Regions from separate parts of the Mus musculus genome. Here all the other regions are linked to region 1. A link is a contact called in ENCODE POLR2A ChIA-PET data. All regions are on one chromosome and are shown on one strand. Each heading gives the region's core, a stretch centred on a gene start or an enhancer-like site at or near the end of the contact. The rest is flanking DNA. Distances are from core to core; before and after follow the strand shown.

Region 1 (4,482 bases), core at 1,119-3,618:
CTGTTGGTTTGCACCTGGTATGATCTGTATTTGACCAGAACCATCCTGCTGCACTTGGGCCCCAGTGGCAGCAAACTGCAGCTGCTGCCCATCAACAGTCTGGAACTGTGGGATTACTTGATACTGAATATTAGGCATTACTCCAGGGAGACCTGTCAGAACTTGCTGGTTCTGTAAGTTGGGGGTAGCAGCCACAACATACTGCCCACCAGAGACTGTGCGGTTCTTGGAAGACTCGCTGCCATTGGTACTGTTGCCACTCTGTTCCTTTGAGGTAGGGGTAGCCCCAGAGGAGGAAGAGATGATCTGCCAGCCATTGGCACCCTGTGAAAGTTGTGCGGCTGTGAGGTCAAGTTCACCTGTGCCCCCTGACTGACTCGGACCCTGGGAGTTGTTGCTGTTCTCATTGGGTGACTCAATTCTGCTGCAGGTTGCTGCCAGCAGAGCCAAAGGAGATGGCTGGGATTCCTGGCCAGAAGAGAGGAAAGGAGTTAGTGGCACCCAATAGCTGGCCTAGGGGGCAGTATTCAACAGACAAAACAGCAACAATGCAGGAATATAGAGCAAAAACCAGAAACAAAATGCTCACTTTCTGTATACTGTTCCAACTTTCGTATCTGGGGACCCTCTAGATCACCTATCTTTCTGAGTGTACTTCCCTACTGTATTTTTCTTCCCAGAATTTTTGGTTAAGGAAGTTTCTAAGAATATTTATACCCTTTCAACACATTCCCCATCCTTGATCACTCACCTGCCCTCCTCCGCCACCACTGCTGCTGCTACTGCCTGTGCTGCTGCTTCGAGTCTGAGAAAAGGCGGCACCGCCACCATTGCCGCTACCCCCATTATTGCCACCAACATCTTTTTCAATCTTCACCACAGCTGTCACTTCATCCATGGAGTGATCTTGGTCTAAAAATAATTACAAAAGAAATAAATTAAGTGTATGTGTGTGTGTAGGGGGGGGTGTGTTAAAAACAACATAAGATTTAAAATTAAGGATTTGACCGTCAGCAATGACTGACAGAACAGTTTTTAAAAAGATCTTAGCCAGATAGGTCTAAATATGGTGGTAAGCCTAAAATCCCAGAATTTGGAAGTGGAGGCAAAAGTTCAAAGAAATCCTCAGCTACATAGTAAATTGGGATGCCAAAGCCATAGACACATAGCTTAATGGTGCCCAAGACAGGCCACTATTTTCCTATGCACAAATTAACCCCAGAAATGACTCAAAAATTGCTTTGGAAGCTAGGCATGGTGACTCACACCTATAATCCCAAGACTTGGAAGGATGAGCCAGGTGGTTCACCAGTTCTAGGTCTTCCAGGCCTACAGAGTAAGAACTGATCCCAATACAAATAGCCCTTTTGAGAAAGGGAATTTGGAATTTCAGTGTCTCAGAAATAAAGAGTTGCTCCTTAGGGTTGATAGCACTCTTAATCCCAGCACTCAAGAGGAAGAGGCACCTAGACAGCTAAAAGTCTGAGGGCTGCAATAGTAACTTCGAGTTACTACGAATACCACATAGAACCTATCTCAAAAAAGAAAAAAAAAAAAAATGCATCCTGGAAGGAAAAGGAGACCCAACATGTGGGTGGATGGAAAGTGTGCTAAAATTAGGACTATAAGAGATGAAGAAAGATCTAGTGTAAACAATAACAGGAAGGGACTGAGAAAGAGTAAATCCTAAGAGAAGGTGAGGAAACATCTGAGAGGACAGGTAAGGGTCTAGGGATTAGAACCCAGGTTTGGGGCTGAGGAGGCGGTCCAAAGAAGGAAGGGGCGGTTTCGGGGATAGAGGCGTGGCAAGGGCGGGTCGGATGGGGGAAGGGAAATTTACGGGGGTGCGGGGGAGGGCCCGGGGCAGGCTGCGACCGGAGGGCGGGCGGACCGGGGAGGCGGTTGGCCCAGGCGGGGCCTGCACTGGTCGGGCCGCCCCCGCGGCGCCAGCCCCCGACGGGAGGAGCCTCAGGCGGCCGGCCGGGTAGTGGGGGGTAAGGCCCGTCCCTCGTGGCCGGGGCGGGCAGGGGGCGGGCGAGGCCACGCTGCCCCCTCCCCCGGGGCGGGTAGCCCATCCCCCTCCTCCTCCGAGGCCCCGCCACTGCCCCTTCTCCCTCCCTTCCCTCCGCCCCGGGCGGGACCAAGGCCGCCGCCGCCGCCTCCCGCCCGCCCCCCCTCACAGCGGGGACCGCCCGGTCGGTCCTCGCGCGCGCCCCCTCACTCCCCTCCCACCCCTAGGCTCGGAGTGGACTCATCCTTACCGCTCATGGTGGCAGCTGAGGGGCGAGCTCAAGGGGGTCCTGTACGGGGGGGTTGGGGGGGGCCGGGAAAAACGCGGACGCTGACGAGGCAAGCGAACCCGGACCGGACAGGGAGGGGGGGGTAAGGAGGAGGGAGCAGCGCACCACAAGCCCGGCCTAATCCCCGCCCCTTATCTACTGCCCCGCCCAATGAGGGAGGGTGAAAGGAGGGCCTTGCAGAGGAAAGGCGGGCTGCCTACCCAATGGTAGGACTCGCTCTCTCGCTGAGGCGTGTAAGAGCAAGTTGCGTACTTGGTTTCCGCCCAGAAAGGCCGCCCTCTCAGTTTTAGCAACCAATTAGAAACTCAGGAAGTGGTGGTGGGCGGGATGAGATGACGATGGACTTGCAGAGAAACCAGTCAACCTCCAGGCGGGCTCCGTGAGCGGTAGGGATAGGAAGAGCTTAAGTAAGAAAGACAGGACAACGACCAACCAGAATCCTGGGCATGCCTGGGCAAAGTCCGTGTAGGGGGAAGAGTAAGAAATAGGCCGGAATGGGATAGGAGCAAGCTTCCTAAACCAATCAGAATTCAGGCGGGCAGTTAAGAAAGTTCTGATTGGACGATAACTGAAAAGAGCCGGAACAGGACGCGTATTGACGTGAACGAACAGCCAATTACGCGCCGAGGAGAAGGTGGAGGCTGGAACTTGGAATGGGGAGAGGAGAACAGGCTTCCTCCTCCGATACTCAAGCCAATGAGGCAGCGAAGGCAGCATGGCACCGCCTCTAGCTTTGGCCAATGGTCGTTACAGGGCCGCCCATCCTGAGGAGGGAACCGGGCTGTGCCAAAAGGAGTTGGTCGCCATGTTGGCCCTCCTCGGGAGGCTTCCTTCCCTCGTTAGGGTGTGCGCTTGAGTGGAGCCCTCCACAAGTGTCAGAGTCGAGACGCGTGAGGGCGAGAGTGTCGCGTCGCCCGAGACTGTTCGGGTTGTCCCTTCCCCGCTCCTACACAGCACCCCTCGAATGTCACCCCTGCCGGGATGGGCGGGCGGCTCCCCCTGGCCGTGGGTGGAAGCCCTGCGGCGGCGGGCGGGACGACAGCTTGGTGACGGCACGCGAAAACCCAAGTCGACTGAGCTGACCAATATGGAAGTCTTTCGGGAAGATGTAGCAAGCGCCATTTTCTTAAGCTGCCCCAGACCTGCTAAACCAACTCAGCTTTCAGAGTAACGCACGCTGGGGAACTTCGTGAAGCCAAGCTCTCATAAACTACTTCCATTTTCCCTCTTAGTAGAAAGCACGCTAACCTAGTTACTTCCTTTTGCAATCACAAAGGTTAAAGATTTTGCCTTAGGCACCTCAATCTCTGGCCTCCATTTCGCCTTCTTTCTCCTCATTTAAACTTTGTCACTGACTGGTGTCACCACGTTTAGTACTTGGAACTAATACAGTTAATCACTTAATGTGTCCTACTTTACGGGCTGGATGCTCCTGTAAAAAAAGGGAAACACTTTAAAGATAGGAACCGAGGCTCTCTGCTCCTTTGGAGATGGCCTTGGAAATGTGAAGTGACAGCTGAGATACCTGGTTGTCCCAGTTAAATAGGCATTTAGCACTGATTATGACAAACTCAATGTAAGGCATGGTAGTACACACTTTTAGGACCCAACTCTGGAGGCAGAGGCAGGAGGATCTCTTCTAAGTTTGATGCCAACCTGATCTACATACTGAGTTTCAGGACAGCTAGGGCTGTGCAGACCAACAATGTTTCAAAACAACAACGAAAATTAAGACGTTAAGAAAAATATTCACCCGGGCAATGGAAAGCAGAGGCAGGCAGATTGGATTTCTGAGTTCGAGGCCAGCCTGGTCTACAAAGTGAGCGCCAGGACAGCCAGGGCTACACAGAGAAACCCTGTCTCGAAAAACCAAAAAAAAAAAAAAAGAAAGAAAGAAAGAAAGAAAGATATTCAGCATCAGAAATATTAAGTGGAGAAAAATTAATTTGAGAAGTAACATGCCCAAGATTACAAAGCTAATAAATAATAAGTTTTGTCCTAAAAAGTCCTATATAGCCTCATATGGTGACAATTCCTGTAATTCTGTACTTGGGAGGCTGAAGCAATCAGGTTTCGGAAACATGGAGGAAAACCTGAACTACCAAAATAAAGTCCTCTATGAAATCTTTTTTTTTTTTTCTTTCCCTTTTTCTTTTTTTTTGGGGGGGGGTGAGGGGGGGTG
Region 2 (4,391 bases), core at 80-2,579, 160 kb after region 1:
ATGGCTGGTACCCAGTGAAAGTCTCCTTGTGTTCTTTGTATCCTAGATACAGGGAGATGGAGGTCAGGGTTCAAAGTGAGGTCACGGTATCAAAAGCAGCAGGCTGAGCCCCATCCTCAAAGGTCACCCTGAAGGAGAGCACCAACACCAGGGAAGGCAGCTGAGGAGGGTGTGGCGGGCTAGCATGGAGGGACAGGCCCAGGCAGAGAGGTAGCAGGTGGGGTAGGGAGGAGGAGAAGGCCTGGGTCCAGACAGTGTGCTTGGGGTGGGGCGTCCAGCTGAAGGGAAGAAGGAATCCTGGAGTTTAGGGACCCTCTCTTGGTGGGAGAGTAATGGACCAGAGGATGAGAGAGTGACATCTCTCCTTTGCTTTGATCCGCTGTCCCTTTTTGGATGTAGCCATCTAATCATAAATGGGAGGGGTGGATCAGAGCCATAAATCTGATGACGACACACCCATACTCACCTACACTGCAAGGAGCCTCTATCTCTCATATTCAGTGTACCACCCTCTTTCTTTCTCAGGATAAGAAGGGATGGTTTAAGGAGGGGCCTGAAGCTTCTCCTTGGGGGCTGGATTTTGGATTGAAGAGTCAGCCCCTGGCACCTTGGGGATATCCTTGGTGAGAAGAAATCTTGCTCCACCTCTTGGGGCTCTCCTGGGGCCTCAGTGGGTGAGGCAGGCATCATAGAACCCTGTCATGGAGGAGGGGAGAGGAGAGGGGAGCCTGAGCTGCCGAGCTAGGCAAGCATAGACCTGTGTGCATGAAAAACGGAGGGAGTGCACGCGCACCCGTGTGTATGCATGCATGCGTGCATACAGGCCTGCGAATGAAAGGCCAAGTGTCTGGACCTCCGTGTATCTCTCACGAACACTGATGTGTAGTCTATTTGCTTTTCCAGATTACAGGGGCAGAGTGTACCAGCAGAGAAAGGATCCTGTGGTCTTGAAGACCTGGCCCAGTTTGTCCTTCAAGTATTGTGGCGGTAATAGTCGCCATGGTGGTGGGGCCAGTGTCTGTGGGGCAGGGACACTGAGAGCAGACTGGCACAAGGAGAAAAGGGTTGAAGCTGGAGATGCCCAGACCTAGTCCAGAGGGGCAGCTATACAGGTGCAGACCCAGAGAGGGGCCAGGAGGCACAAGGGAAAAAAGTAAGGAAAGAAAGTCATGGCAGATGAGGGTGGCAGGCAAGCAGGCGGCAGCGAAGTCTCCTCCAGGAAAAAAACCCCAGTGGCTGCCTCTTTCTCCTCCCCTCCCAGTCTCTCCTCCTCCTCCGGCTCCAACTCCAGCCCCAGGCCGACACAAACGGGGCTTTGATTGCAACAGGAAACCTCTCCGGCGGGGGGAGCCGAGCTTGCTGCCGCTGCTGGGGCCCAGGCGGCACCCCCCCTCTCCTGGCCCCCTACCCTGTCCCAGCCCCCACCCTGCCAAGAGTGCCTCACGTCCTCGCCTTGGGCCTCACCCTCTCTTTCACACCTCCCTCTGCCACCCCCTCTTCTTGTCTTCGAAAGACCCCTCCCAGAGCTCCTCAGGTGGGACCTATCCCTTTAGGACTTACCCTTTTGGGCGGGGCCGACTTTGGTTTGAAATACCTCTTCAGTTTTTAGAGTGAGATTTTTGGAAGAAAGGGAGGGTTATTAAGCAGGGAGAACTCCAAGTGTGTGATCCTCAAACCTCACGAAAAGGTAGCAAGACCGAGAGAGAGAGAGAGAGAGAGAGAGAGAGAGAGAGAGAGAGAGAGGACTTCGCTGTCCCGCTCCCCCAACCCAGTCCAGGCCAAACTCACATTTTTTTTTTTTTTTTTTTTGCCAGGAACTGGTAGAGCTCTGAGGGGTGACCAGGCTAGAAGCCTCAGTGCTGTTGGCCTTCTCAGTGGGGGAGGGGCACATTCTTTCCCCCGGGACCATAGCTTTTCCAGGATCTAGCTGGGAGGGGGGTGCACCCTGGTGGTGGGGATCATAGGGAAGGGGGTGAGTCAGGCACCAGCCCCCCCTTCATGCCCCCACCAAGGCTGGTGGGGAACATCTGGTTCCCATGAAATGCTAGAGGCTAATGGGTCTAATTGCTGCAATAAGGGTTGGGGGGTGCTTTGGGGAAAAGAGGGGCACTAGATTCCCCCCATTTTGCTTTCTAGTCAAGGCTATACTGTGTCTTGAGCAAGGGCTGGGACTGATGGCATAGACTGGTCTGATACCTTAGTACCTTTTCCCAGTAATGCTCGCAAAGTACACACAGATGGGGTGATGAAGACTGGGGTGCATCTGGTGGAGAGAAAGGGGGGCTTTTGAGAACTCATGGCTTCCTGGAGCCCCCCCCCCCACACTTTTGTGCCCTTCTCCCAACCCCCTCCCTGTGGCCTGGCCACTTCTGGTTCTAATTACCAACCAGGCAGGCCTGACTTAATTGGGACCTTTCAGATTTCGGAGGGGGAAGGGGAACTTACAAGCCTGAAGTTGACTCGTCAAGACTCTTTTTTCATGTTGCTTTTTTTTGTGTGGGGGGGTACTCTTCATTTTCTACTTTTTTTGCCTACTGGTTCTATTCCAATTCAGATACTTAGTCCCGGACTTTATTTTTTTCTGTTTTTTTTTTTTGGGGGGGGGTGTGGGTACGGTTGGATTCAGAAATGGAGTGTTGGACATTATGGGAAAGTTCACATTAGGTTGGAAAGATCTTGTCTTCGTGCCTGCTGCAAGCTCCCAGTTTGCCAGTCCACCCCAGCCCACCATCGCCATCCGCATTTTAGGCCCTCCTCTTCAGCCCTGCCCCCTGAGTCCCTGGCAGCCTCCCGTTCCCCTCCCCCGTTCCCGCCTTCTTTGCCTACTCTGGCACCCCTTCCTGCTTTTTATTCTTCCAACAGGCGCCCCACTCTCTCAGCACCCCAGTGCGACCCCGACTCGGTACAGCAGATTCTTAGAAAAGTGCGCCCCACCCTGGCTCAGCCACAGCCGCCGGGCGGGGGAAGGGGTCGGGCCGGGCGCCGCTCCCGCTCCCGGGCGCTCCCCGTGTGAGCAGCGCTGACAGAGCCGGCTGGGCCGGCCCGCCGGGCGGTCGGGCGGCCGGCGGGCGGGGCGCGGGGGAGGGGGCGGTTTCCGGGAGTCGCCGCCACTGGCGTTGTCCCGGGGCCAGGGTCCCCGATTCGACGCGGCCAGGCAAGGGCAAACTTCTGACGTGGCCAACCCCCTCCCTCGAGCGCCCAGGGGGGCACTGGAGGTGGCACTGAGGGAGGGGCAGCTATTTCCTATGGTGGGGTATAAGTGACCCTGAGCCGTGAATGACCAGCAGGGCAGTTACTGCGAAGGGGCGGGGGAAGCCCTTAGCACAGTGGAAACTCGGGGTGGGGGCAGTTGTCATTGGGAGGGATCAGTTTCGTCTGAGTCGCAAGTTTGGGACTGTAGGGACAGTTTAGGGGGCAGTTTGTGCTCTAAAACTGAAGTCAGGTTCTGGGAGAGGGCAATGAGGGAGGTTACCCGAGGCACTTTGGGAGTGTCAGTCGCGGGATAGAGCTTTGGGGACTTTGAGGGAGGCGGCCCAGCCCTCGGTAGAGGAAGGATAGCCGGAGCTAGGAGGGGTAGACTCCGCTGCGCTGGAGGGGGCGGGGGGGGGGGGACTCCGCTGCGGAGCTGGCGACGGCCAGGGCGGGGTGGGGCGGGGCCGGGTCAGGAGGAGGTGAGCGCGCCCGGCCACCCGCCCCGAGGGGGGTTCCCGGAGAGTTCACCGCGGGAGCGCGCTCTGGCCCTTGGACCGGGGGTGGGAAGATCGGGAAGGAAGGAGGCGGCAGCGCGCAGTGAGCCGCAGGAATGTAGTATTCAGCTCTGAAGCGCGTGCGCGCGCGCGCACTCGAAGGAAGAAGGAGGAGTCGGGCCTGGGAATGAGGGGGGTGGAGGTAACGCAGGTCCTACGGGTCTGGAGAGCTGCGTAGCGCAAGGCATCTCAAGGCTCCCCATCTACACGGCCATTCTTAACACCCTTGCTTGTGTTGACTTGTACGCCGAAGAAAGGGTTGAAGGGAGGGGGAAGACGCTGTGAAAGGAAATGCGCATATTTTATTCCTTCACTCCTTCCCCCAATCCCCACCTGGGCACGCGCTTAAGTGCAAATGTGTTCAGACCTCCAGCTTGTCGAGAGAGCTTGATTGCAAGCATTTTTCCTGAGCCAGGTGTATTTGCACAAATTCTTGCACCTATGAATATATGTGCGTGCAGATATGCGTGTGCACTATTGCACGTTTGCAAATTTGTGGTGCCTGCCAAGATAAATGCTTGCACAGATGTATGTCTGAGCAAGCGCGTGCGCCGCTCAGCTAGTAGACGTATGTGTATGTGTATGTGCTCCACTCCCAGCTCTGCTCATCTTGGTGCCCGGCCCCTTTCGCTCTCCAGGCCCCAC
Region 3 (4,420 bases), core at 356-2,855, 200 kb after region 1:
AACAGGAGCTCAATAAAATTCCTGTTGGGAAAAAAAAACAAATGAAGCATTCACCAGACTATACACTCCCTTATGCCCGAGTACTTCACGTACCAAAAGTACACCGGGTACAAGGTGCTTTGCCAATGGCCCATCAGTGCCTGTGACGTGATATATAGCCTACCTCCTTCATTTGACTGGAAGCTCCCTGAAGGCAGGGGCTGTGGCCTGTCTCCTTTCCTTCCTCTAGATCTCCCCCTGGCGCTTAATACAGAGCTCGGCTCACTGGGGATGGTCAATACTGTTGGCTAAGGCAGAATTCAAGGGTGACACTGCAAAGAGGCTTCCCAGTGAACGGTCTTGAAGGAGGACTCGAGAGCTTTTTACCTGAGCCATGCTGACTTCTCACTTAACGAACCCAAAAAGTTCAGAAGTTCTCTGTCCCAGTTTTCCTTAAGACACTGGTTGTCTGAAGAACCGTCACCAAATCACAGTAACGGCTCCTCCCCGTTCTTTCAGTTCCTTTGCCATATTGAACTGTCTTCTCAAAGAACTCGGTGTCCTCCAAAAGGAAAACAGGTGTCCCAAGAATCCGCAGTCTCTCTCTGACTTCTGCCTCTTGTCGGAAGAAACGAGAGTCTACCAGTCTTGGTTTCCAAGTTGAATTCTCTTGGTGAAGCTCTAGGTCTGTTCCAGAAACCTGAAACCAGAAAGGGAGATGAGGCCCTTAGGTGTAACATCTTCAGGCCAAACAACGATCGAAGCTCCCTCAACTTATTTTGCTGGGCGTTCTGAAGCTCAAAAGGAGGACATGAGTCGAGAGCTTTCTTTCTAGGTCAGTAGAAGAAACTGGCCTCCTGGGCCGAAAGAGCAGCCAACGGGAGCAAAAGTAAGTTGGGCCTCCTATAGAGAGGATCTGCCAAGAGAGTAAGAGCTGGGATTTGCCATCTTAGGAACGGAAGAAGGGGGCGGAGGCCCTTTGGGGCTTTTGTGCGGAGTGGGCCGGCCTGCAAAGCTGGCACTCCACAGACGAGGGCAGAACTGTGTTGGAAGGAAGCTCGGGAGGCCTCCGCCGAGCGCCGGGGTGGCTGGCAGTGCCCGCACGTGAGCGTCGCTCGGAGTCCGCCCGAAGGTTCGTAAATTCGCCGCCGCGGAGGCGGAGGGCGGGCGTGTGTGCGCGCGCTCTGCAGGCAGCCGCAGCGCGCAGCCCCGGGAGCGCCGAGCCGCGCGCGACCTGCGTGCTCGCGCCCGCGCTTCCCCCCCCCTTCCCGGGCAAGGCCCCCTCTCCCGGCGGGGCGGTGGGGGGCGGGGCGGCGGCGGCCCTCCCCTCGCGCCCCCTCCCTCCGCCGCGCGCCCCTCCTCCGCCGCGCTCCCCTCCCCCCTCGCGCGCGGCGCCCCACGGCCTGCGAGCTGCTGTCCGCCCGCTCGCCCGCCCGCTCGACGCTGCCTCCCCGCGGCGCGCGCCTACCTGCCTGGCGCGGCCTCCCGCCGTCTCCTCCGCCGCGCGGCGCCCCCTCCAGGCCCCAGGCACCCCGTGCCAAGCCCGCGGCCGCCGCTCCCCGCGTCGGGACCGAGGCAAGTTTACAAACACCAACCCGGGGCCCGTTTCCCCGGAAGCACTTCTCCGTCCCCCTCCCCCTCTTTGCCAAGCGGCCACATCCACTTCCGGGCTCCGGAGCCGGGACAGGAGGGGGGGCCCTCCGAAAAGGGGTGAGGCTGGGGACGCGCGGAGAGCTGCAGCTGGCGAGCGGGAGGGGGACGGCCCGGAGGACCGGAGGAGGGTGGTGCGAAGGGCGGCGCCTGCGCCGTGGCGCGCGAGCGCCCCGGCCGCCATCTTCACTGAGGGCAGCTCCCAGGCTCGCCTGGAACCTTTAGGGAACCTTTAGGTACTGAGTGTTCTTTGAGAAGGTTCGCTAGGTGCGCTGGTTGATTCTTGCAGAATCTCCGTCTCTCTCCTGACGCCCCAGGTAGAAGCCGGGACAGTTCGTACCTCTGATCTTTTTTTTAAAGCTTGGTGAGGTCTGTTTTTCCGGTGCCTGCTGCTGTGGGGTGCAGACCTGCAGACTGAGGTCAGCTGGGAGGAGAGTTGAGCCGTTGCGCAGTCCTGCGGTACACACTAAACCACAATCTGCATGTGAGTCTCAGTGAGTTCCCTCAATAGCCAAGGCAAACGTGCTCCGGCCCCGCAGTCTTGACCTAGCCAAACTAGGCTTCCTTTCAAGAAAAGGCCTTTTTTCCCTTCAGTGGACTAGTCTTGTTGGAGATTTGGAAGTGCGTGTTGTCCTCTGGGCCAGGCCCCCTTTGGAAATTTGAGCCTATCCTCGAATACTAGCGCCCCACTTGTAGCATTAGAGAGGAGTTCTGCTAAAAGATAGGACTATTCTAAGTGCACACTTGGCAGAAGGAAACGTGAATTCCACTTAAGTCCCAGTTTCTATTCTAACTGCTGTCTGGTGAGTTTAAGTGACAGTAAGACACTATCCAAAAAGCATATGGATTCCTAACCACAGTCCTGTACCTTTTACACCACTAAAGTAAGTTCCATTTCCCTTAGGGTCATTCTGAAACTGACATAAAATGGAGAGACATGTCACCAGGAATGTTTTTAAAACAAATGTAGGGACCTGAAGAGATGACCCAGCTGTTAAGAGTGCTTGCTGGGAAACTAGGACCAGAGTTTGGATTCTGTTTTCCAGGTTAACAAGCCTGCTCTGACAAAGGTGGAGACTGGAGAATCCCCTGGACTTGCTGGATTCCACCTTAACTGAGAAAATTAGAGCCCCAGGTTGGGGAAGAGACCTTGCTTCTAAAGGAATAAGCAGTCCAGGTGTGTACAGGCTCTTGAACTTGCATGGACAGAGTCACATCAGAAACAATCATACAGTTTTAAACATTAGCTTAAGCAAGGGAGTGTAGCCGGGTGTTGTTGGCACACACCTTTAATCCCAGCACTTGGGAGGCAGAGGCAGGTGGATTTCTGAGTTCGAGGCCAGCCTGGTCTACAGAGTGAGTTCCAGGACAGCCAGGGCTACACAGAGAAACCCTGTCTTGGAAAAATAAAAAAACAAAACAAAAAACAAAAAAAAAAAGCAGGGGAGTGTGACAAATATCTTTAATCCCAGCACCTGAAAGGCAGAGCAGGCCAATCCCTGTGAGTTTAAGGCCAACCTGGTATACATAGCAAGTTCTACCAGCTAGAGATACACAAACTTTATTTATTTATTTGTTTGTTTGTTTATTTATTTTAAAGATTTATTTATTTATCATATGTAAGTATACTCTAGCTGTCTTTGGACACTCCAGAAGAGGAAGTCAGATCTCATTACGGATGGTTGTGAGCCACCATGTGGTTGCTGGGATTTGAACCACTGAGCCATCTCTCCAGCCCCCACAATCTTTAGAAAACAAAGAACCACCTAATCCATTGCCAGTCTATAGAATACAAAACTACATAATTTTTTCTTCTAGCCAAGCTCTTGAAGATAATCACTCTTGTTATTGTTTCTTATTACTAGATATTTAAATTTTTTGTTTTTATGTGTGTATGCATGTGTTGCTTACGTGTATGTCTGTGTAACACTTGAGTGCCTGGTACCCTTAGAGGCCAGGCAAGGGTGTGGAATATACTTAGAATGGAGTTACTGATGCTTATGGGCCACCTGAAGTAACAATATGAGCCACCACAAGGGTGCTGGGAATTGAACCTAGGTCCTTTGGAAGAGCAGCCAGTGCTCTCAACTGCTGAGCCAGCTCTCTAGTCCCTGTTGTTATATTTTTGATAGTGGGACTTGTTGGAATTCATGGTCTGGCTCATGTTAGACAAGCTGTCAGCTACTGAGTTGTTTTTTTTTTTTTTAAGATTTCGTTATTTTATGTATATGAGTTACACCATCACTGTCTTCAGACACACAAGAAGAAGGCATTGGATCCCATTACAGATGGTGAGCCACTATGTGGTTGCTGGGAATTAAACTCAGGACCTCTGGAAGAGCAGCCAGTGCTCTTAACCGCTGAGCCATTTCTCCAGCCCCAGCCCCTGAGTGTTCTACTATTCTCTACTACTCCCCAGGTCTTATTGGTTTGGTGAACTCAGTACAATGAGACACTTTTTCTGTGTTCATACTTTTTTTTTTGTCACCTAAAATGTACTATACACTGTATTTTATTTTCTGTTTTTGTTTGAAATAGGTTCTTACTCTGTAGCTCACACTGGCTTCAAAGTCTCTTACATTCCTCCTGCCTCACCCTGGAGTATTGGGTTTCAAACCCAGCAGATAGTCCATGATAGATACCTAAGTGAGTTCACATTTTAAGAATTGTTTCGTAACAAAAGCTGCGTGAGATGATCCAGACCTGTAGCCTCAGCTGCCCAGGAGGTTGAAGCATGAGACTCACCTGAACCCAGGAATTCACAAGCCAGAACAGCACAGTGAGACTGCCC

Evidence for each region. ChIA-PET counts read pairs that join two places held with the same protein, here RNA polymerase II (POLR2A).
Region 2: POLR2A ChIA-PET joins it to region 1 with 17 read pairs in embryonic stem cell. The contact joins the enhancer-like site here to the promoter of Sp1 in region 1. POLR2A ChIA-PET finds 5 or more read pairs at or near these places in 4 of 5 experiments (Patski and embryonic stem cell).
Region 3: POLR2A ChIA-PET joins it to region 1 with 14 read pairs in Patski. The contact joins the promoter of Zfp740 here to the promoter of Sp1 in region 1. POLR2A ChIA-PET finds 5 or more read pairs at or near these places in 4 of 5 experiments (Patski and embryonic stem cell).

The regions. Positions count from the first base shown.
Region 1 is chr15:102,404,202-102,408,683 of GRCm38, reverse strand. Sp1 (trans-acting transcription factor 1) reads right to left here and starts at 2,368. Exons shown (of 6, transcript NM_013672.2): 1 at 2,262-2,368; 2 at 752-912; 3 at 1-468. The coding sequence starts at 2,268.
Region 2 is chr15:102,246,510-102,250,900 of GRCm38, reverse strand. The region is part of intron 3 of Rarg (retinoic acid receptor, gamma); the gene reads left to right. Among named protein-coding and RNA genes, the nearest start is that of Rarg, 8.8 kb to the left of the region's middle. Within about 2 kb of position 1,329, at least 3 of the 3 ENCODE cell types and tissues checked have a DNase peak (open chromatin) inside an H3K27ac peak, as active enhancers do.
Region 3 is chr15:102,200,830-102,205,249 of GRCm38, reverse strand. Zfp740 (zinc finger protein 740) reads right to left here and starts at 1,605. Exons shown (of 8, transcript NM_001289691.1): 1 at 1,448-1,605; 2 at 164-679; 3 at 1-21. It overlaps Csad (cysteine sulfinic acid decarboxylase), which reads left to right and starts at 198. Exons shown (of 18, transcript NM_001359126.1): 1 at 198-1,111; 2 at 1,990-2,113; 3 at 2,676-2,806.